Regions from separate parts of the Homo sapiens genome. Here all the other regions are linked to region 2. A link is a contact called in ENCODE Hi-C or POLR2A ChIA-PET data. All regions are on one chromosome and are shown on one strand. The core of a region is the stretch at or near the end of the contact, and the rest is flanking DNA. Distances in the headings are between cores, read along the strand shown. Region 1 holds the start of SNAP47 (synaptosome associated protein 47). Region 2 holds the start of PARP1 (poly(ADP-ribose) polymerase 1). Region 3 holds the start of ZNF678 (zinc finger protein 678). Region 4 has its middle 37 kb from the start of LINC01641.

Evidence for each region. Hi-C counts contacts between places; a loop is a spot of excess contacts on that map. ChIA-PET counts read pairs that join two places held with the same protein, here RNA polymerase II (POLR2A). Pooled maps may share reads with other maps.
Region 1: a loop to region 2 is called in a pooled map, with 10 times the contacts of the local background. The contact joins the promoter of SNAP47 here to the promoter of PARP1 in region 2. A Hi-C loop is called at or near these places in 1 of 168 maps with a recorded cell type or tissue (ascending aorta), 2 of 37 single-sample maps with no recorded cell type and 10 of 50 pooled maps. POLR2A ChIA-PET finds 5 or more read pairs at or near these places in 1 of 52 experiments (OCI-LY7).
Region 3: a map of heart right ventricle shows a loop between it and region 2 (5-fold over the local background). The contact joins the promoter of ZNF678 here to the promoter of PARP1 in region 2. A Hi-C loop is called at or near these places in 2 of 168 maps with a recorded cell type or tissue (CD4-positive, alpha-beta memory T cell and heart right ventricle) and 10 of 50 pooled maps.
Region 4: a loop to region 2 is called in a pooled map, with 2.3 times the contacts of the local background. The contact joins the enhancer-like site here to the promoter of PARP1 in region 2. A Hi-C loop is called at or near these places in 2 of 50 pooled maps. POLR2A ChIA-PET finds 5 or more read pairs at or near these places in 2 of 52 experiments (A673 and WTC11).

The regions. Positions count from the first base shown.
Region 1 is chr1:227,734,181-227,740,081 of GRCh38, forward strand. SNAP47 (synaptosome associated protein 47) reads left to right here and starts at 1,255. Exons shown (of 5, transcript NM_053052.4): 1 at 1,255-1,319. JMJD4 (jumonji domain containing 4) reads right to left here and starts at 1,122. Exons shown (of 6, transcript NM_023007.3): 1 at 832-1,122; 2 at 471-636. The coding sequence starts at 1,093. RefSeq lists silencers at 644-843, 1,304-1,593.
Region 2 is chr1:226,405,830-226,411,090 of GRCh38, forward strand. It overlaps PARP1 (poly(ADP-ribose) polymerase 1), which reads right to left and starts at 2,264. Exons shown (of 23, transcript NM_001618.4): 1 at 1,981-2,264. The coding sequence starts at 2,100. RefSeq lists enhancers at 829-888, 2,479-2,608, 2,787-2,931, 5,050-5,194, silencers at 1,839-1,938, 2,189-2,448 and cis regulatory regions at 2,859, 5,122.
Region 3 is chr1:227,560,952-227,566,718 of GRCh38, forward strand. It overlaps ZNF678 (zinc finger protein 678), which reads left to right and starts at 2,605. Exons shown (of 4, transcript NM_001367909.1): 1 at 2,605-2,773. It also overlaps the pseudogene RNA5SP77. RefSeq lists an enhancer at 2,561-2,840.
Region 4 is chr1:227,427,427-227,432,760 of GRCh38, forward strand. It overlaps the pseudogene RPS18P3. Among named protein-coding and RNA genes, the nearest start is that of LINC01641, 37 kb to the left of the region's middle. Within about 2 kb of position 1,590, at least 13 of the 41 ENCODE cell types and tissues checked have a DNase peak (open chromatin) inside an H3K27ac peak, as active enhancers do.

The sequences.
Region 1 (5,901 bases), core at 5-2,504, 1.3 Mb after region 2:
AGACGCTGCTGGCGGGGGAGGGGGCGGGGCAGTCTGACTACAATGGTTCTGCTTATTAGAAAGTACTGATCATGCCTATAATCCCAGTGCTTTGAGATGCTGAGGTGGATGCATCACCTGAGCTCAGGAGTTCAAGACCAGCCTGGGCAACATGGTGAAACCTAGTCTCTTTAAAAAAAAAAAAAAAAAAAAAAAAAGCCGGGAGTGGAGACGCCTTCCTGTAATCCCAGGTACTAGGGAGGCTGAGGAGATCTCTCTCAAAAAAAAAGGAAAAAAAACCATATTGACCTCCCAAAGAACAACACTTGCAGCCATGCGGAAGACAATCCAGTTTCTTTTAAACTGATTAAAGTGCCTCACGGGGAAAAATAGCTCCGTTGTGCACCCAGGGGCCACCTTCATCAGAAAGGCCTCTGGGTTCACGCAGCGCTAGGGAAGGCAGCGCCTCGGTGCGTCCCAAGCCCCATTACCTGCACAAGTGCCAGTCTTTGAGGTAGAGACAGCCCCTGGGAGAGGAGTAGCCCGCCTGTATGTACTCTTTCCAGTAGGTGATGTAGTCTCTGAGAGTCATGTGCTCTTTGGGGTTCGAGTTGTATTCCTGGACCCCACAGTTTGCAACTGGTACAACCACGTCTCCTGAAATGAAAGGCACGGTCCATGCCATCTCCCTGGGCCCCGTCCTCACTCCAAACCGTCTGCAGAGGAACTCTCCAGGGGCCACGCGCCTGGCCTCCCTCACCCTCCCTGGTGCCCCTCTCTAGGCGGGGGCCTCCCGGGCCTGGGTCCCGCCGGCCTTTCCTCCCCGCCCGGGGTCTGCGGCCGCCGCCCCACCGTAGGTCCGTAGCAGGTGGTCGAAGTCGGGCCTCCCCGCGGGCGTCACCCAGCGCCGCCGGCTGCCCCAGCCCTGCGTGAAGGCGCTGGAAAACACGCAGGGCAGGTTGGGCAGCAAGAAGCCCCGCACAAAGTCGGCGTAGGAGAAGGCGCCCGGCTCCGAGACGAAGGCTACCCGGCCCGGAGCCTGGCCGACGCCGGGGACATCGACCCCCAGGCCTCGGAAGTGGCTGTCGGCGAGGGCGCGCGTCTCGCGGTCCATCCAGCTCAGCACGGGTCGAAGGACCCTCCTCCTCACTTCCGCCGGAGCGGAAACGGTGAGGACCAGCCTCGGAACCAGAAGACGCAGGGCGCCGCGTTTCTGCCCCGCCAGCGCCTGGGGCTCCGGGCCTGCACGCATGCGCGCGGCTCGCCGCGGTCTTCACTGCGCAGGCGCCGAGCGGCCGAGGCGCCGCGGTCGGCTCTGGGACTCGTCTGGCGTCCCTCAGGTGAGCGACGGTGTTGGTCTGTTGGGCGCCCGGCCCAAGCCAAGCCGTAGCGTCCGCCCTCGGCTCAGTCCGCGCGCTGTGGCTGACACAGCCCGAGCCCTCCTTCCCGCATCCCCGGGGGGTGGGGGGTATGCGGGCTGCGCTGGGAGAGGGGCGGGGACAGAGGCGGTTCTGGGGGCGGGAGTGCGGCGGTGCGGGGGCGCCCAGGGATGATGGGACCCGGAGAGAACGGTGGGACCCAGAGGGAGAGCTGGGGGGCCCTGGGATGGTGGGATCTAGCGGAGATGGTAGGGTCCTGGAGGAGATGGTGGGGACCTGGAGAGGACGGTGGCACTTGGAGGGGATGGAGACGGGATCTGGAGGGGACGGTGGGACCTGGAGGGGATGGGGACAGTGGGGACCTGGAGAGGACGGTGGGATCTGGAGGGGATGGGTACAGTGGGGACCTGGAGAGGACGGTGGGGACCTGGAGAGGACGGTGGCACTTGGAGGAGATGGGGACATTGAGGACCTGGAGGGGACAGTGGGGATTTGGAGGGGACGGTAGCACTTGGAAGGGATGGGGACAGTGGGTTCCTGGAGGGATCAGTGGCACCTGGAGGGGACATGGGATCTAGAGAGGATGGTGGGGACCTGGAGGAAAATGGTGGGAGGGCTGGAGGGGGCAGGGTAACCTAGATGGGCGAATGGGGCCCACAGGGGACCTGGAGGGCATGGCAAGGGGCCCCAGGGGATGACGGGTGTCTGGAGAAGATGGTGGGGAATGAGGGAGGGTGTGAAATGAAGGTGTGGTGGGAGTGTGGGTAGGGATTTGGGGCTGTGTACACATGAGCAGGGCTGAAGTGGGAGGACATCGGAGTAGTGACATGAGGAGTGTTTTGCCAAACTTGCAACTGGAGTTACCCCAAAAGTGGCGGCAAGGGAGTTCCCCACACTATCCTCAGGTGGGACCAGTTGGGATACCAAAGAAAGAAGTGCTAAATGCATGGTAAGCCCAGAGCAGTTTTTTTTTTTTTTTTTTTTTTTTTTTTTTTTTTTGAGACAGTATGCAGTGGCACCATCACAGCTTACTGCAGCTTCCACCTCCTGGGCTTGATGAATTCTTTAATTCTGCTTCAGCCTCCCAAGTAGCTGGGACTACAGGCATGAGCCACTATGCCCAGCTTAGTTTTGTTTTTTTGTTTTTGTTTTTTTTTTTTTTTTTTGTAGAGACAGGGTCTCTGTGTTGCCCAAGCCGGTGTTGAACGTTTGGGCTCAAGCAATCCTTCTGCCTTGGCCTCCCTAAGTGCTGGGATTACAGGTGTGAGCCACTGCGCCAGGCCCTGCCTAGAGGTTTTGTTAGGGGAACTTTCATATAGAGTGGGCTGCGGTAGTCCTCGAGACGGGCAGTAAGGGAAAAGGGATGTCCTCCCTAGGTATGTCTCTTGGAAGGGGTGTGGGTTATGGAGTTTATAGGAAGGTTTCAGGAATTTGGCTCAGGGCCAAGGCCGTTTTCTTTGTAGTAAACCTAGATACTTTCTTCCATGCCTGGAAATGTTAAAGGCCCTGGATTGGGTTGAAGCCTGGTGGGGAAAACCTGTGGTTGGGGCACAGAGGGATCAGGGTACTCTGTGATTTTCGGCCAGGACACGAAAGTGGGGCCATGGGGGACCCTATGTGATGTATGTCTTGGTGTGCTGGAGAAATCAGCTCAAAGCTACCCACATGGATGCAGAAGGAAAGATAGCAGATTTATTGCCCCCGAAGCCTGGCAGGCTGTGTGCACATAGGTGCTCTGCGAGAGAGTGCAGAGTCTGGGCAGCATTTCCCAGGCGTCTTGACAGGGAGGTGGAAGGAGGAACAGTTAGAACCGCTCATCTCTCCCAGAGAAATGAGAGGCAGCTTGTGCTGGTTTGCACACAGTGCGAGGCCTTTGAGTTAGGTTTGGAGGTCTGATGACATTCTAGGGGCCATCAGACCATGACTGTGTCTTGTAAAATCTGGACACTGGGCTATCTCATTCCAGACCAAACAGAGGCATCCTAAGCGGGAGAGGGGCACCTGCCTTCCCTTTATGAAGCAATGGAAATGTTGTTTTATTTACTCTTATAAGTGGGGATATGGGAGGTTCTAGGAGTGCTGGGGCTCTGAGCCTTGCTGGAAGACTCTTTCCAAGGGGTGTGAGGTTTACCCAGGAGAACAGGGAGGAGCAGAAGAGGGAGGACCAAGGTCTGAGGAGTTGGAGGGAGGACTAGGAGGAAAGTGAGTTTTGGGAGTCTGAGTCCAGGTAAAGGTGGGATATGAGGGCAGGGACAGGAGGCGGAGAGTTGTTTTGGGGATTGTGTGATTCAGTGCGTGCTATGGTCCCTTCCTAGTCAGCCCTATTGTGGCTTGTGTGATCACGGTATGCAATTGTTTATTGGGGTTTTTTTTACACTAGAGAATCAGAATGTCTGGAGAAGTTACAGTTGCAGAGAAAGAATCACCTCCAGTTCCGTCCAGAGATGACTGGGGTTTTTTTGCTTTGGTTTTTTTTGGTTTTTTTGTTTTTTGTTTTTTGTTTTGTTGTTTTTGCTGTTTTGAGACCGCGTCTTATTCTGTCACCCAGGCTGGAGTGCAATGGCATGATCTTGGCTCACTGCAACCTCCGCCTCCCAGGTTCAAGTGATTCTCCTGCCTCAGCCTCCTGAGTAGCGAAGATTACAGGCGCGCACCACCACGCCCAGCTAATTTTTGTATTTTTAGTAGAGACGGGGTTTCACCATGTTGGTCAGGCTGGTCTCGAACTCCTGACCTTGTGATCTGCCCGACTCGGCCTCCCAAAGTGCTGGGATTACAGGCGTGAGCCACCGCACACCCAGCCGAGATGACCGTTTTTTATTCCTGGTGTAGAGCCGGCTTTTCTACATTCCTTCACACATACATTCATTCATTCATTCATTCTCTCTCTCCACTCTTCTCTCCCCCCAGTCCTTGCCTATACGTTCACGCACATGTATGCACACACACTCACACATACACAGTCTCTTTCTCCATCGTGTATAATATACATATATAAACTTTTGCTGCTTTTAGTCTTTTGTTTTTTATTTAACAATATGCTGTAACATCTTGCCACATATTGACCTCAATATTGACAATTAATTGACCTTAATTGATCTTGCCACATATTGTTCCTTAATTGCTAGTAGTCATTTGATTTTGGTTGTGGTGCATGCAGATCATGGGAGGCCAATGGGGAAGATGTGGGGAGCAGAGTGTTTATAATTGTCTCAAGATCTTGGAATATGGTTCCGAGTTTGCCTCATGGGGAAACTGAAATTCAGGTGGGCATTGCCTGGAAGGAGTTCCTGCAGCTCCGTGGTTGAGCCTGTTTCCTAAGAAAGGAGCATTTGGGCTAGCAGGTCCACAGCTCCCTGAGATCACTGAGCCCCTAGGACTTGGTGGGAGATGGAGCTCTCGTTCTTGAGATGGAACTCTGTGGTTTAGTTCGCTGGTCCGCAGGGTGCCCCCTCGGGTCAGTGTCACCACTGTATACGCAGGAGGCCTGGAGTGTTATCAGCTCTCATGGGACTGGAACATAGGCTTGTGTCACCCAGAGCCCGCTAGATCAGCCCTGGCATCGCTTGGGAATGGCAAGAAATCCACATTCTTGGGCCCCACACAATACTCCATTAGGATGGTTTTTTGTTTTTGTTTTAAAACGGGGTCTTCCTCTGTCACTCAGGCTGGAATGCAATAGCGCTATCTTGGCTCACTGCAACCTCTGCCTTCTGGGCTGAAGTGATCCTCCACCTCAGCCTCCCAGAGTGCTGAGATTACAGGTATGAGCCACTGTGCCTGGCCAGGACGGGTTTTAAGTCAGCACTTTGGAGAAAATGCAGTACGCTTTGTGCCGAATATGTGCTCCTCTGTCACTGTGTTGCATGCAAACAGCCCCAGTGAGGGTGTCTGCACTTTGTGGCTAGAGTTGGGAACCTCTGAGGGAGTGGAAAGAGGGTCTGAGGAGCAGGGGAGGGGAGCCTGGAAAGATTGGCCGCACCCTACCGCCCCTGTGGGCACACACAGCCACCACTGTTCTCACTTAGCTTCTTGGTTGCGAGGTAGTGGAAGGTGTGCAAGATGTTTGTTCTGTGACTGCGGAAATTAACTAAAAATAAGTTGTTTACTGGGTACTGAGCCTCACTCAGGGGACCCTTGAGTGATGGAAATGCTGAAAGAGACCCATTGTACAGATCGCCCTGCGTGCTGAGCCATCCCTGTGCTGCAGACTTCCTCCCCAAGAGCGTCACTTGTGTGGGTTGGCTGCAGACACCCTTGGGCCCCTGGCCATGACCTCCCTCGAGGATTCAGCTGTGTGTTCTCAGGGTCAGCGCGGGTCCCCAGGCCCACACCTGCACTGGAGGAAGGAGGTTGCAGATTGCAACAGGCAGGGACACCGTGAGGGCTCCAGGACCTGGACTGATTGCAGAACTATGTGGTACAGGAGGGCATAGGCACAGCTCTGTTTCCATGTGGTGTGGTTGTGGTCAACTCAGCACAAATTCATTGGGTGCCCATGGTGTGTAGCGGGCCTTGCGGCCCTCCCATGATAGTGCCTTCT
Region 2 (5,261 bases), core at 1,014-3,513:
AAATGGCCAGTCACGGTGGCTCATGCCTGTAACCCTAGCACTTTGTGGGGCCGAGGTGCATGGATCGCTTGAGCTCAGGAGTTTGAGACCAGCCTGGGCAACATAGTGAGACCCCATCTCAAAAAACAAAACAAACAAAAAGGCTCGAAAAGGAAACACTGAGATAATTATCAAAACATTTGAAAGGTAATTTGGGTACAGTAACCCGTGAGCTTTTAAGCATTAAATAACAAGATCTAGTACAGCCTCTAATAACTGTGATTTTTGTAGCAATGAGAGTAAATTATATTTTGAAAAACTTCCAACTGTAAAGTGATATGAAAATATCTGTAATTATCACTGGTGAAAAAAAAATAGGGACTGCTAATATGCCTTTGCTTTGCTGCTTACATTTATGATTAGAGGAAATAATTTTATCTAGAGGTTAGTGGAGATGGAGATATCAATTTTTTCTTATCTAAACTCATGGACCTCTTGCCTTCTACCTACCATCCCACAGACCCTGGGTTAAGAGCTCCTGCACCAGGAGTGAGAACTTCATAACAGGCTGCCTTGTATATTCAAAGTAAGTTCTAGGTTCCTTAGTGGGCAACAAGGCTCTTCAAATTGTAGGCCCTGTCTACTTCCCTATTCTCATCTTTCTGCTCCACTTCTGTGAATTAACGACTCCTAATCAAGCTTCCACCCTTAGCTGGGTCATCTCGGACTCCTAGGCACACAATGCCTAGAGCACAGCTCCATCAGGTGGCATCCATCCTCTCTTACGGTAACGTTTGTTTACCAGTCATTTCCCGTTTAACCAAACTGGAAATTCCCAAAGGTGGATTCTGTGTCCTTAAAACCTAACAGAGTGCTTAGAACTTAAAAAATGCCTACCAAATAAGCACTGTGTGCCACGTACTGACTTAGGTATGCCCCGAGGACACCAAGATGACAGGCATATTGTGAAATAAGATAACGGAAGTACACCTGGCACTTGGGTATCCACTCGGTAAATGTCGCCCTCCCTTGTACTAAGTACTGAAAATCCACTGAGGGATATCTGGTCATTCCTAAAACACATTACAGCTCATGGAAGGGAGGAAAATCAAGCTACCTTGACCATGAGCACTAAGCTTGGGTAATATGTTGGAAGCGAGGAGGAACAGGGCAGATGAGAACCAGAATTATTAATACAAAGGTAGACATCGGCAAACTGGAAGCTGGAGGCAGGAGCCCCTGGGAAATGACAGGGGCCTTCAAGCCCACCACCTCACAGAAGGCTCAGGAAACCTCAGAAGGGGATTCAATCTATCAAAAAGCCCACATGAGAAACCCCCCTGGAGCCACTCTTACTCAAACCAGACAGCTGCAAATGCACCAAGAGAACGCGTCTGTGAATCTGGAAAATTTGGGGAAAATGTTACTTTAAAGCACAAATTAGGCTCAAAGTGAATGTACTGTACAGAAATGACACCTTTCTGCATAGTTCTGCCTAATTAAAATAAAAAATGAGAGTGAGCGTTTAAATGACGTGTTGAAATGACTGCCAAAAATAGGTTTAACAAAAAAAAAAAAAACCCACATGTCAGTCGCCACCATCCATGTAGAACAAAAACCCTCCAGAACAAGATAGGTCAAAATCAGATTAGCTTAAAGAGACCATGTACAATTCCCCCCCAACCCCTGAGGCGAACGGCAGTAATAAAACACCGCCACCCAGAAAGGAGAAGAGAAGAGGCTCCTCGTTTTCACAAAGCGAAAGGCAACACCAGCTGCAGACTTTATTTCCCGGGCTTTTCCTGCAACATCAGCAAAACCTTCCGGAAGGGTCGGCCGGGCCGCTCGGGAGGAGGGGCGGCCGCGGCCCCATAGGCCCCAAGTGCCGCTCCGAGGGCCCGGGCCCGCTCGCTCCCTGGGCCCGCCCTCCCCCAGCCTTCCCGGACACAGTTAACCCGGGGCGCCGCGTCCCCGCCCCGCCGCCCGCACAGCGGCCCGCACCTGCACCATGATGGCCATCCGGAGCGAGTCCTTGGGGATGCTCTCGCTGCATTTCTTGCAAGAGGCGCGCCCGCTCTTGGCGTACTCGACTCGATAGAGCTTATCCGAAGACTCCGCCATCCTCCCCTAGCTGCCGCCAAAGCTCCGGAAGCCCGACGCCACGACCTAGAAACACGCTGCCGCCTCGCCGCCTCGCGTGCGCTCACCCAGCCGCAGGCGCCTGAGCGGCCAGAGCCGCCACCGAACACGCCGCACCGGCCACCGCCGTTCCCTGATAGATTGCTGATGCCTGGCCGCGGGAACGCCCACGGAACCCGCGTCCACGGGGCGGGGCCGGCGGCGCGCGCGCCCCCTGCCGGCCGGGGGGCGGAGTTTCCCGGGCGCCTGCCGGGTGGAGCTCTGCGGGCCGCTGCCCTGGGGGCCGAGGCGGGGCTTGGGCTGAGCTAGTAGCTCTTTGGAGGACCCGGCGCCACCCCTTTGATTGTTCTGTCCCAGGAAGTCTTACTTGATTTCACAACTAATTTTACCCCCAACCCCTCCCCCTTTTATTTTTGAGACTGAGTCTCACCGCGCTGGAGTGCAGTGCCGCCATCATGGCTCACTGCAGTCTGGAACTCCTGAGCCCAGCGATCCTCCCACCTCAGCCTCCCGAGTAGCTGGGACTACAGGCGCTCACCACAACTGGCTAATTAAAAAAAAATTTTTTTTAGGGACAGGGTCTCGCCAAGTTGGCTAGACTGGTCTCAAACTCCTGCTACAAGTGATCTTCACGCCTCAGCCTCCCGAAGTGCTGGGATCAGGGGCATGAGCTACCACGCCGGCCCCAAACTCTTAAGTGTGTCCTCTCTCCCCTGAGGGCAGCTGGGTCCGGGAAGCGCAGGCCCCCGCCTCGGGAATATAGTTGATTGGCCCGAGGTGGACCCTGCAGTGCTAGGTCCACCCTCCTGGCTTGGACGGGCGTTCTAACCTGCCGTCCACAGACCGTCGGGACAAAATACCAACTGAAACCTAGCATTTCCTTTATTATGAATTTGACTACAAATACCAGGAGTATTAGCAGTACCTGTGACTTTGTGGGCAATAGTCATCACAGACGTTTTCATGTTACTTTACAGTTGTTGGTGATAACTCGAAATATTATTAAGCTCATCACTACTCGAAATTGTGGTAATGACTGCACCTGTTGCTATCAGATATTTTGTGTGTGTGTGTGTGTGTGTGTGTAAAGAAAGAGATGGGGAATCTCTCCATGTTGCCCAGGCTGGTCTTGAACCCCTGGCCTCAAGCAATCCTCCCACCTCGACTTCCCAAATTGCTGGGATTACAGGCATGAGCCACTGCACCTGGCCTAGATCTTGTTGTTTAATATAGAACTATACTTCAAAATATAGTTTATTAAAATTGGTTTCTTTTCTAATCCTATGCATTTTTTTTTTTCATTTCAAAGATTGTAACATGAGTGTGCTTTATTTGAAAATATTCAATTCTGGTATAGAGGATAAGAAAAATAAGCAGATGAATAAAACTCATAAAAAGTGTTAACCATAGAGAAGAAGCTAGTGGCTTAAGAGACAAGGATGTTGAGTAAGCAAGAAGGTTGTGAGACATAGGCCGAATCCTAAAAGTTAGTAACCAGTTAGATACGTTGAAGGTAGGCTGGGCACAGTGGCTCATGCCTATAATCCTAGCACTTTGGGAGGCTGAGGTGGCCGGATCCCTTGAGCCCAGGAGTTCAAGACCAGCCTGGACAACATGGCAAAACCTTGTCTCTACAAAAATTAGCTGGGGGTGGTGGCAGGTGCCTGTAGTCCCATCTACTCGGGAGGCTGAAGTGGGAGGATCACCTGAGCCCTGAAGGTTGAGGCTGTGGTGAGCCATGATAGTGCCACTGGACTCTAGCCTGGGTGACAGTGTGACCCTGTCTCAAAAAAAAAAAAAAAAGATATTTTGAAGGTAAACAGAATAAGTGGAAAATATGATGGAACAAATAAAAGTTTTACTTAGAGAATGACCAAGTCAAAAGGCATGATCATGCCATCTCTGGGTTGACAACTATATCATCCCTAAATGGCCACTCATTGGTGATAAGATTATGGTCCCATCCTGGCACCCATATGCTCTGCCCCAAAAATGCAGCTAAAGTTCAGGTCTGTTCAGCAGGCTGATTGGTGAGCTGCAGCTGTGGCTGAGTGTGCTTGCACTTGTGTCTCTCTGATAGTGCAGTGTGAGTTGCTCCAGGTACCCTCTGTTGAGCCGCCTTGAGCATCCTCAACTCTGTCAGTGGGACAGGCTGATGCGGCAGAGAGAGGGAAAACATATCAATATTAGCCAGGTGCAGTGGCTCATGCCTGTAATCCCAGCGCTTTGGGAATCTGAGGCGGGTGGATCACCTAAGGTCAGGAGTTCAAAACCAGCCTGGTCAACATGGTGAAACCCCGTCTCTACTAAGAATACAAAAATTAGCTGGGCATTGTGGTGCGTGCCTGTAATCCCAGCTACTCGGGAGGCTGAGGCATGAGAATCGCTTGAACCCAGGAGGTGGAAGTTGCAGTGAGCCGAGATCACGCCATTGCACTCCAGCCTGGGCAACATAGTGAGACAGTCTCAAAAAAAGAAAAGAAGAGAAAAGGGGAGGGGAGGGGAGGATGGGAGGGGAGGGGAGGATGGGAGAGGAGGGGAGGAGGGGAGGGGAGGGGAGGGGGAAGGGGGGAGGGGTGGGAGGGGAGGGGAGGGGAGGATTCCCTAATTCTAGGTTCTGGTGGTGTGGTCCATCTGCCTCGCCTGTACCCTATCCTGTGTATGTTATGCACCCCATCGAGTTCTTGCTGTAAGTGGTTTTAAACTGATTCAATAAACCCTGCAATTCAAGCATCATAATTTGGTCTGTGAGGCTTTCTGTTTTGTAACTTGTGGGATAGTTTGCCTGATAATGTACCTAGAAGCTACTATTGCATTAAGGTAGGTTCCTCCACAATATTTATTCTGGAAAGGGCTTCATGGACCACCAAAGGGGTCCTAGGCACACACACAAAAGGTTAAGAATTCCTGCCCTAGAACCTAAGGAAAGCCAACTATCACCTACTGCCTTCTCAATATTTCAGTTTGGATGGCTTATATGCATCTCCATTTATGTCCAAAACTACCCTAGTGCTTCCCATCTCAGGAAATGGCCCACCATTCTTTGCATTACTTAGGCCAAATGCTTTGTAGTCAACTTGACTCTTCTCTTTTGTCCCATGTTCAATCCATCCCCGAATTCTAACTTCCTGACTTTGATCCTT
Region 3 (5,767 bases), core at 1,355-3,854, 1.2 Mb after region 2:
GGCCACCAGCTACTGCGGGAGGCTCTGGGAGGCCAGCGGAAGGCGCAGCGCGCGGTGGACGGTGCTCGGGCGTAGAGGGGGAGAGCGGCCGGTAGAGGGGGAGAGCAGACCAGCCCGGCCGCCGGCGAGCAGCTCAGGGGTACTTGATCCGAGCCCCGTGGACCCGGGGTTGCCGGGATGCCTGGAGTCGGGCGCGCAAGACTGAGCGGAGCTCTTAGGGCTGCCAGGCGTCTATGGCCATACCACCCTGAACGCGTCCAATCTCGTCTGATCTCTCGAGGCTAAGTAGGGTCAGGCCTGGTTAGTACTTAACTGGGAGACCGCCTGGGAATAACGGGTGCTGTAGGCTTTTTGGTTTCCCGGTCCCTCCCACTTTCCTCCTTTTATCGCGATGCCTCCCAACCGCACCCTGACTCTGCTCCTCCTTTTCCGCCCGCCTGCGCCCTCGCGGTACCCTGGGACCTCCTCGTGGGGCGTCCGCCACTGCAGCACCGCCAGTTAGCAGCTTCCCAGCTCTTCCGCCTGGCAGCCACCCCATCAGTAGCCCAGCTCGCTGCCCGGGGCGGGGCGGGGAGGGCCGGGCCGGGGCCAACCTCGAAGGCTCAGGGGCGGGTTCCCTGCCGTCCAGGGTGTCTTCCCTCTCCCGGGACGCCCAGGGAATTTAATTCACTCATCCAGCGCCGCTGGCACTGTCCAAGCCGGGGGAAGGGGCGGGCAGGGGAAGCGGGCCCCACAAGACACCAGCCAAGACCTCCGCTCCAGAACGCATGGGCTACTTTCCCCAGGGGAAGGACATTGCCTTCTCCAGCCACCAGGAAAACCGTCCCTGTGCACTCGGAATCCCATTGCCACCAACTTCGTATAAACTCCATTCCGGAGGACACGAGACAGACCCAGGCCTCTGCCCCGTGGGCATGCTCGGTGCCACAGCTCTCGCTAGAGGGACGGTTGCACTCTACAAATCTCGGGGCCCACCGCACCAAGAGGACAGGGAGGAGCCAACAAAGGAAAAGTCCTATGAAACGCACCACCAAAGCAACCAATCCAACAAAAAATACGTCTCAGGGCTCTGTTGGGTCACTCCGTTAGCCCTTCCACCCTGTTCTGGCCCAGCCCAAGCACCCTCCACCCTACCCTGTCCTGCTCAAAGGGGCCCTGTCTACCGGAGCAGAACACTCCCTCTCCAAGGCTCTATGGCTCTGTAAGTCCCTCATCCTCTCTCTTCTTCTTCCCCCTCCACCTCGTGCTCTTTCTGTAGCCTTCTCTCTCTCTCTCTCTCTCTCAATCCTGACTCACTCTGCCTCTCTATCACTGTCTTTCTCTCCCTCCGTTTCTATGTCTCCATCCCTCTCTCTTGCTCTCCTTCAAGCTGCCTGTGTCTGTGTCTTTGTCTGTGTGTCTGTGTGTGGGTGTATGTTTGCAGGAGGGGCAGCGAGGTGTGTCTGGGTGCGTCTCAGCCCCTCTCTCCCGGGATCCAGGGTGTGTGTGTTGGGGGGAAGCTGTGGAAAGGGTGTTGAAGGAAAGTGACAATCAGCTTCCTGAAGGGCACTGACAGGCCATTATTCCTGTGGCTTGGCAAATTTTCTGTTTGAACTTATTTCTTGTTAAGGGTCCAAGTGTACTGACTATGGAGATAAGAAAAGAATAGCTCTAAGTAGCTGAAGCTCTGTGAGGTACGGAAGATTTTTCTGGCCCAGAGAGACTTGAGTATGGGATTTGAGACACATCTCCACACCCTTTCCCAGGGGCAATTGTTTAAAGGTATGTTGTTCCTAACTAGCTGTCTCATCTGGAATTTGTGATACAAAGAACAATGTATAGCCAGTCAGTGACTTCTGGATTTTAATGTAAATTTTTGATGAAAATTTTAGGAACTGCCTCTTTTCTTAAAACCCACTTGTAATGGTTACTAGTTGGAATGTATAATCAGGGCAACTTTAGTCTATGCTCTCAGGTAGGTATCCTAAACATATGCTTTTGAATATACTTTTGAAAATAGATTCTGACTTTTTTATTATGATGGGTTGACAGGGGACTGGCCTGGGACACCTGCCTGGGTGTAAATACCCCAACCATGCGCTGCCCTGCCCAGCAGAAGAGGCGGGTGGACAGCAGGCCCCCTTTGGTCAGAAACACATGCATTGCATAGCTGTTCTGGACCTGGGTCCTGCTTGCAAGGACAGTTCCACAGGCGCACCGGAATGCGCCTCCCCTTTCCACCCGCCAGCATTCCCAAGCACGCCTCGGCTTCTGACTGTTCTGTGCTTTGGGAGGAAAACTCATCTTCAGGTTTTTCTCCAACAGAAGATGATGATGACGTTGTTTAGACACTCAGGAACAGAGATTGCAGATTGGCTTAAGAGTGCGCCCTTTATTAAAGATGGTATGCATGGAAAGACATGGAACAATTTTGGAAGGATACAAAAAAAATTGCCCATTTTGTTAATAGTCTCATTCAACCCCTTTGCTGACCTCATCTCCTGTCACTCATAACCAAAGGAGGCGGGTCCTGGAGCCCTGTCCAATCAGGGACATTGACGTGGGAACTGTCCAATCAGGAGCGCAGCTTGAGAGGCGGAGGGGGTTTCCGGGATCTGGCGGGGCCTTTGTCTTGTGCTCCAGCTGGAGCTTTGGTCCCGTATTCTCGGCTATTTATCCCCAGCTGCGGGAGGCCCTGGTGACTCTGCTGCTGCAGTGTCTGGTTTCCCTGTGACCTGCAGGTACTGGGAGTTACATAGCTAAGATGCCAGGACACCCCGAAAGCCGGAAAACGGTGAGAGTTCCCGGGAGGGTGTTCCAAGATGGCGGTCCGGCCTCCCGGCGTCAGCACTAGAGTCCGCGGCCCGGAGTCCCGGCTGGCACCTGTGGGATCTGTCACCTCTGGGTAGGGGCGGGGCCAGGCCGCCGCGGGATTCTCCTCCCATCACTGCGCCGCGGCTTCCGCCCCGGCCTCTCTGGGCGGCTATGAAGCCGCAGCCCCGCGGGTCCCCCAGACTGTGTGCTTTGTCCAGAGGGGAGGGTCATCGGGGAGAAGCCAAATCGGTGTGCGAAACATGCGTGGGAAGAGCTGTTCCATGGGGCTTATCTTAGCTGTGCAGTCCATCCTTTTTCCTGTGAAAAATGGAGTCACTTTTAAAGCTTTGAAGAGTTTGAGGAAAGGGAGTTTCATGAATGGGAGAGCGCCCAGCTATGGTGTGTGGCTTGTGGGTTTATGGAGGAGGTGCTTGAAGGAAAAACTTTTTTGTAAGGTGCATGAGGAAGCAAGCCAAATTTAATAATTGACGACAGTTACAGTCACCTTATTTGGACTGTCCAGGTGGAAATTTCCTGGTTATTTAATTACTGATTAATTGGAGTTTTGTGATTGGTTGAACTTGGATTTTGTTTCTACTTAAGGCAGTCATTAACAAGAAATGCATTTGAGCTATTAATATTCTTTTTCATGTAGAAACGCAAGACACTAGAGCCACCTCAGTCTAATTGCCTGCTAATTATTTTAACACTGCACAAGAGACTGCTTTTCCCCTGCATTTTCCAAATAACATGGAAAGCAGGGTCTTAAATCCACTCCTCTGTTCTCCCAGCCTGACTCTGGCCTGCAATAAAATACTAAATTTTCAGTTTCTTTCCAAAATTCATAAAAACCACCATCACCTCTTCAGTTCACAACACTGTCAGCTATTTGTCTTTTATTGCGTACTCCAGGCACAATATTTTAATTAATCATTTTTTCACAGAACATTGGAGGGCACTCTTTGTTGTTGCTGTTGTTGTTTTGTTTGTTTTTGTTTTTTCTTTAAGAAGGAGTCTCGCTCTGTAGCCCAGGCTGTAGTGCAGTGGCGCGATCTTGGCTCACTGCAACCTCTGCCTCCCGGGTTCAAGCGATTCTCCTGCCTCAGCCTCCTGAGTAGCTGGGATTACAGACCCGCGCCACCACCCCCGGCTAATTTTTGTATTTTTAGTATTTTGTATTTTAGTTTCACCATGTTGGTCAGGCTGGTCTCCAACTCCTGACCTCGTGATCCCCCGCCTTGGCCTCCCAAAGTGCTGGGATTACAGGCGTGAGCCACCACGCCTGGCCTGTTGTTTTTTCCCTACCCGGCTTTTTTTTTTTTTTTTTTTTTTTTTTGGTTGAGTTGGAGTCTCGCTCTGTTGCCAGGCTGGAGTGCAGTGGCGTGATCTCGGCTCACTGCAGCCTCCGCCTCCTGGGTTCAAGCGATTCTCCTGCCTCAGCATCCCAAGTAGCTGGGACTACAGGCGTGCGCCACTACACCTGGCTAATTTTTGTATTTATAGTAGAGACGGGGTTTCACCATGTTGGCCAGGATTGTCTTGATCTCTTGACCTCGTGATCTACCCGCCTCTCCCTCCCAAAGCGTTGGGATTACAGGGGCGAGCCACCACGCCTGACTTGTTGTTTTTAAGAGGATCTTGCTCTGTCATCCAGGCTGCTGGAATGCAGTGACATTGTCATAGCTCACTGAAGCCTCCAACTCCTGGACTCAAGTGATTTTTCTGCCTCAGCCTCCTGAGTGGCTAGGCTTAAATGTGTGTGCTGCCATGCCCAGCTAATTCTTTTTATTTTATTTTTTTGTAGAGATTGGGTTTCGCTAGTTACCCATGTTTGTGGAACTCTTTAAAGATTTGTTATCTGTTTGTGAAGGCAGAGAATAACCTCTTGGCACTCTATTGTAAAGAAATATTTGTGCCACTCTGCTTTTTATCTTTCCTAGGCACAGACGCCTTGTACAAAATCTTTGAAAACTTTGGAAACTTTACAGCTGGTTGTATCCTCAGCCACTCTTTTTTATTTTTATTTATTTTTTGAGACGGAGTCTCGCTCTGTCGCCCAGGCTGGAGCGCAGTGGCCTGATCTTGGCTCACTGCAAGCTCCGCCTCCCGTGTTCACGCCATTCTGCCTCAGCCTCCCGAGTAGCTGGGACTGCAGGAGCCCGCCACCATGCCCGGCTAGCTAATTTTTTTGTATTTTTAGTAGAGACGGGGTTTCACCGTGTTGGCCAGGATGGTCTTGATCTCCTGACCTCGTGATCCGCCCACCTCAGCCTCCCAAAGTGCTGGGATTACAGGCGTGAGCCACCGCGCCCGGCTCCTCAGCCACTCTTATCCTAGTCCTGAATTTCAGAATTGTCTGGGAATGGCCCAAGATGCCCACAGTGGCTATGTCTCTTGGAGTATCTAGTGAATTTTGGTTCCTGGGTTTTTTCCTCCCAGAGGACAGCCTATGGCATGGAGATGGAGCCTCTCAGTGAAGCAGCTGGATGTCCTGGGGCTGAGAGAAGTCTTCTGGTACACCCTTCACCTAAAAAGCTAACCCCTTAGACATTCTCCCCCAACCCCCAATTTCATTGCCTGGAGACACATCAGTGGTGTTGGGAAAAGACAGAAATAATTCCTGCCCTCTGGATTCTCAGACTTGTGAAGGGAGAAAAACTAGTCCAAAGGACAAGCAATAACTACTCCAGTGAGCTGGTGCGAGAACATGCAAAGCAAAACATCCCTGGGGCACACCGTGAGGCACAGTGCAGTGTCTCCAGACAGAATGGTCAGTGAGCACTTCAGTGAGCAGAATGAGGGGTGGGAGAATGTCCCAAATTATAGGATAGCCTGACTTGACGCTTGAGTCGGATGTGTCTGTGTTCCAGGTAGTACTGCTTCTCCCTGAGTTTGTCACCTTAAAAAGATTTGTTCACTTATTTCATCATCAGTTTTTTATTAAGTATATATTACACTTTATCAGTAGAGCTTG
Region 4 (5,334 bases), core at 340-2,839, 1.0 Mb after region 2:
AACACTTATTCCTCCATTTGTTAATATCTGCTATACACATAATATAAAAAGATATTTTCTTGATCAGATAAGTTTGGGAAATGCTGAGCTAAAGTCAAACATATTTCTTTATTGCATGAATTTTCAGAGCTTTTAACACAGCAGAGTGCAAACATGCATTTCCCAACCCCTGTGTGACCACAGGACTCCCTTTTAAAGCACATTTCTCAGGATTAGTGTTCTAAGGAGCACGGACCCAGAAAGCTTAGAACTTCCTATCATGTTCCTTCTTCTTCCACCTACTTCATTATTGAAGAAACAGCTCAGAGTTGGTGGGAGGAAAAGAAGAATGTATTTCAGACACACAAAAGCAAAATTTGGAAAAGAAATAACAGAATGGGACCTTGGAAGTGATTTTCCTTTGTGGATGTGTTTATCTGTAAGGACATGTTTGAGGGTATGAGGTTCACAGACAAATGCCACGATTCGCACCCGAGAGAACTGAGGATAGAGCCATGCTGAATTCTAAGGGGGCAATCTTGTCTTGAGAAATATTGCTTCATAAGTGGGTCTACCCCTGCTTAAGTAAAATATCCAATTAATTTACTAGAACGCTGCATTGTCTGACTACAAGCAATTAATTTAATGTTACTCAATATCATTTCATTATTTGCCTCCCAAAAAAGACAGTTCTATATAACACATTTTCTAAATGATGCAAATAAGGATAAATGAGAAAATAAGGTAACACAAGAGGCATCGTTGAAGATGATGAGCATGTTCTTACTGGAACAAAGCTTGGGTTGACACAGGAAATCTCCATAAGAAATCCTGTTTTTGCCCCATGACTTTCCCAACTGACCTAAAGTCTGGTCAATCTCCAAGTGCAGTCTGCGCAGAATCTGAATTCATCCACAGATTAAGAATGAAAACATGCCTCTTCCATTAAACCAACAAGTGTGAATGCCAAACTGCAATTTGACATATACAGAAATTGAGGGAAACTGGAAGTAAAAAAAGAAACCTGAAATGGGTGATGTCTCCTAATAAACACCTTATTCACTGCCAGCTCTGCAAACTTGCTTTGTGCCAAAACCCATCCACGAGACTCCACAATACTCCTGACCCTGGTAGCTGTCATTTTTGGGATACGCTAAGCGTCTAGGAAAGTCTGGGAAATACCAGAGTTCAGAAGCACCTTCTTTCTGTGAAGGAGCCTAAAGGATATTCCAAGGCAACTTTCTAATTTTTTGGTTGAAATTTTCTTCATGCTTCTGTTTGGTGAGCTGCTCAGCTGACTCCCATGCCTGAGCTTCACAGTGCCAGCTCCCGCTGACCCTTGAGAGGGAAATGGAACCTGAGATTGTCAAAGCTGGAGGGGACCTGAATGATCATCCCCTCTAGCCCAACCTCCTCTGTTTACAGATCTGAAGGCAGGGAGCCTGAAACCCACCCAGCATCCTGGGAGTAAATGTGCTTTCCTCCCTTCTTCTATTTCTGTGCGATTTTCCCATGGCATCCAGCCAGAGCATCTACACCAGTAATGTCTAGAGGATTTATGAGGCCAAGCGATCCTTTGGGTTTCTACGCAGACCTAAACAGGAAACCCACACAAGGAAATGCCCTTTCTGTTTGCAGGCCAAATTCCCAGGATGCCTTCGCCAGAGTGCCCTGGCTGGAACAAAACAAAGGCCTGGCACAATAAATGCCCTTAGCTCCAAAGGCAGAGGTGCCCTCCCCACCTCTCCCCACCTCTCCCCATCCCCTCCCTAGTCCAGGAGGCCCTCTATTAGTTTAATGAGAATGAAACTTCCTTCTCTCAGAACTCAGCTTCACTTAATCCAACTGGTTGAGATGCTGGAGGGGGTCCCCCTGGATCTCCAGGTGGATTTCAGGGTATTACTTCTCCTTACCTGTGCAAAGTCAACCTGGGCAAGTCCTCCAGGTTAATTAACCAGACACCCTACTCACACCCCTCTTATTCTTTCTCCATGTTTAGCCCCTAGAAGATGCCTTAGAGATGAAAAAAAAAACACACGCATTTCCTAATGAAGAGGCAGCCAGATGCAGCCTCTGAGCCCTGACTGCACAGTGTGACAGTCACTCAACCCAACACAGCTCTCTTGCCTTTGCTGCAACCTCAACACCCTGCGTCCTGCCAAATCTCTTCCCATTTCATCAGTCCATCTATGCTGGTGTCCAGCCATTCCAGCCCACCATGGCATTTAAAAATCTTTCCAGCTCTCTGTGGAAGATCTGAGACTTGAGAAAGAGACTGTTGCTCAGGGCTGGACAGGAAGGAAGTATGCATTCCTGGCTCCCAGAACAGAACAGCAATGTGGGTGACCCTTCGTCCCCTCCCCAAGGCGTCCCCTTGGGCCGACACAAAAATAGATTCTATCCTCCTTGGTTCGTCTCCACCTCCCTCGGGAAAGAAGACACAGGCTTCGAGTGAGTCAACAGTATTATCGGGGCTTGACTGTCTTTCAGGAATGACCAGATGTTGGGAAGAGGATAATGTGCCATTTCCTTTAACAAATAGTCCGGGCATCTGTGCATTTCCTTTTGAGCCAGCTCTTCAGGAGACTGTGCTGCTGTGACAGGGAAGGACGAATCACCCTGGTTTCTACTCTCACGGATACTAGGGGGCTCCTTGAACCCTTTGGATTCCAGCCCTCCATTAAGAAAATATTTCTGTCCTTTGTATGCATGAGTGACACCACGAGAAGACAGCATAGGGAGTGGTTACAAGCAAAGAATTTAGAGACAAAATAAATGCTCTAAGGGAAAAAGACAAGTAGCCAAGGAACGCTGGGAGAGGGCTTGGAGGAAGCAAATTGTTCATCCATTCCCCCAAATCAGTGGTTCTCAGTAGAAAACCAACATGAGTAACATTTGCCTGGGAACTTGTCTACCACCCCAGCCCTACTGAAACTCCAGGGGTGAAGCCCAGCAATCTCCTTTGACAAGCCTTCCAGGAGATTCTGATGTGAGCTCAAGATTGAGAACTACTGATCCAGATAGATCTTAGCTGGTCCTAGGGCTTCCCAGAAAGCATTTTTAAAAAAGCAGAGATTCTCCTCCACAGGAGGCCTACATGCTGCCACCTCTGTGGCCACCATGTCTCTAGTGATCCCTGAAGAGTTCCAGCATATTCTGCGAGTACTCAACACCAGCATCGGTGGGCGGTGGAAAAAAAGCCTTTGCCATCACTGCCATTTAGGCTGTGGGTCGAAGATATGCTCATGCGGTGTTGAGGAAAGCAGACTTTGACCACACCAAGAGGGCAGGAGAACTCACTGAGGATGAGGTGGAACGTGTGATCACCATTATACAGGATCCATGCCAGTACAAGATCCCGGACTGGTTCTTGAACAGACAGAAGGATGTAAAGTCTGGAAAATACAGCCAGATCCCAGCCAATGGACAACAAGTTCTGTGACCACCTGGAGTGATTGAAGAAGTTTCAGGCCCATAGAGGGCTGCGCCACCTCTGGGGCCTTCGTGTCTTGAGGCCAGCACAGCAAGACCACTGGCTGCCATGGCTGTACTACGGGTGTGTCCAAGAAGGAATAAGTCTGTAGGCCTTGTCTGTTAATAAATAGTTTATATACCAAAAAAAAAAAAAAATGCAGAGATAGTGTGGGATGATTACCTGAGAAAATGCTTTAGCTCCCTTGCAGGGGTGGAAGGAAGGGACAGGACTTGTAAATGAGGCTATTCTGGCAAGAGAAAGATCCTACAAATAGAAATGAACTGACAGCAAATAAAACAATCCAAGATGCATCTTATCTCTCTGCTCATACTGCATTAATTTGCAGCACTTCTAGAATATGGCTCAATGACGTAAGAGTATATTCACAGCATATTTTTCAGTTTAAATAAAATGCTCAATGTGGGCCCAATTATGTAAAACGTACGTGCATATCAATCCATATTTAGAAAAAATATTAGAAGATTATATATCAAAATGTGATCATCTCTGGGTGGTGGAATACGAATAACCTTTACTTCATCCTTTATGATGTTTTGTTTTTTCCCCAATGTTTCCATAATAAATAGGTATTTTTTAATAACAAAACAACTGTAATAAAGTGACAAGCTCGTTGGGTCAAAATAGTCATTTAAAAAAATCTGTATAGCCCTCTCCAGAGGCTACCTCTCCAAGAATTTATGTCACACTGATAATTAGCACCACCTGTTACACTTGTGCTAAAATGGGCACGAAGAACGTTGGATTCAGAACTTATAAAGAGATTGTTAAACTCATCAGCTCTAGTTGAAACCAGCACAGCAGGGAGAGCTGCAGAAAAATGTCAGTCAGAGCCCACCCTGGGGCTCCGGGGCCTCGCTGGGGCTGGCCCAGGGCCCTCGTGTGCTTCCAGCACGTGAATCTGGGTTGCTGGGTGTCCTCAGCAGCCTGCAGGGATCCACTGTCCTTCTGCACAGCTTTGTTCGGGAGCCCCAGCACCCTCTCAGTTTTTACACCCTGATTTCCTACCAGGGAGAGGCCCTGGGCAAAAACAAAACAAAATGAAAACACTGAAAGGGCTCTCAAAGCCTAGAAAGGAAGAAAGGACAATGGAACGTGATGTAAGGGTCGCTAAACAGCCAGTGACTCAGCGCTTCTGCACCATCAACACCAGCTGCAGCCTGCAGCGGTGGCCGTGGCAGCTCACAGAACACACACACACACACACACACACACACACACACACACACACACAGTACAAACATTACACTGCCTGGAGAATGGCAAAAATTCTGACTCTTAGACTGTGCTACAGCCAAGAAGACACAGAATCAAAGACTTATGGAGCTTCAGGGAGCCTGGAAGAATATATAAGTATGTTAGATCTTAATCCAGTTTTCCATTAATATCTTTTATCAAGATCCCTAAGGAGGGCTGGGCATGGTGGCTCATGCCTGTAATCCCAGCACTTTGGGAGCCCAAGGTGGGAGGATCATTTGATGCCAGGAGTTTGAGATCAGCCTGGACAACATAGTGAGACCCCATCTCTACAAAAAACTAAAAATTAAAAATTAAAAAAAAAATCCCCGAGGAGCTGGACTTGTCACTGGGGTCAGATTCTCCAAACTGGACCCACTCTCTGCCTGCAAGCATGGATATAACTCATTCTAATTTCTTGTGAAACATCACATGATGAAATTTGGTTAGTGTGGTAGATTCTAGTGTGGGCTTCTGGAGGAGACTTTAGGGGAAAATTCTCACCCTTCATGAGTCATGTGAGGGGCTGGCAGAAATTCTGCACAAATCACAAATGGGAGTGGGGGTCGGGCATGGTGGCTCACACCTATAATCCCAGCACTTTGGGAGGCTGAGATGAGCAGATC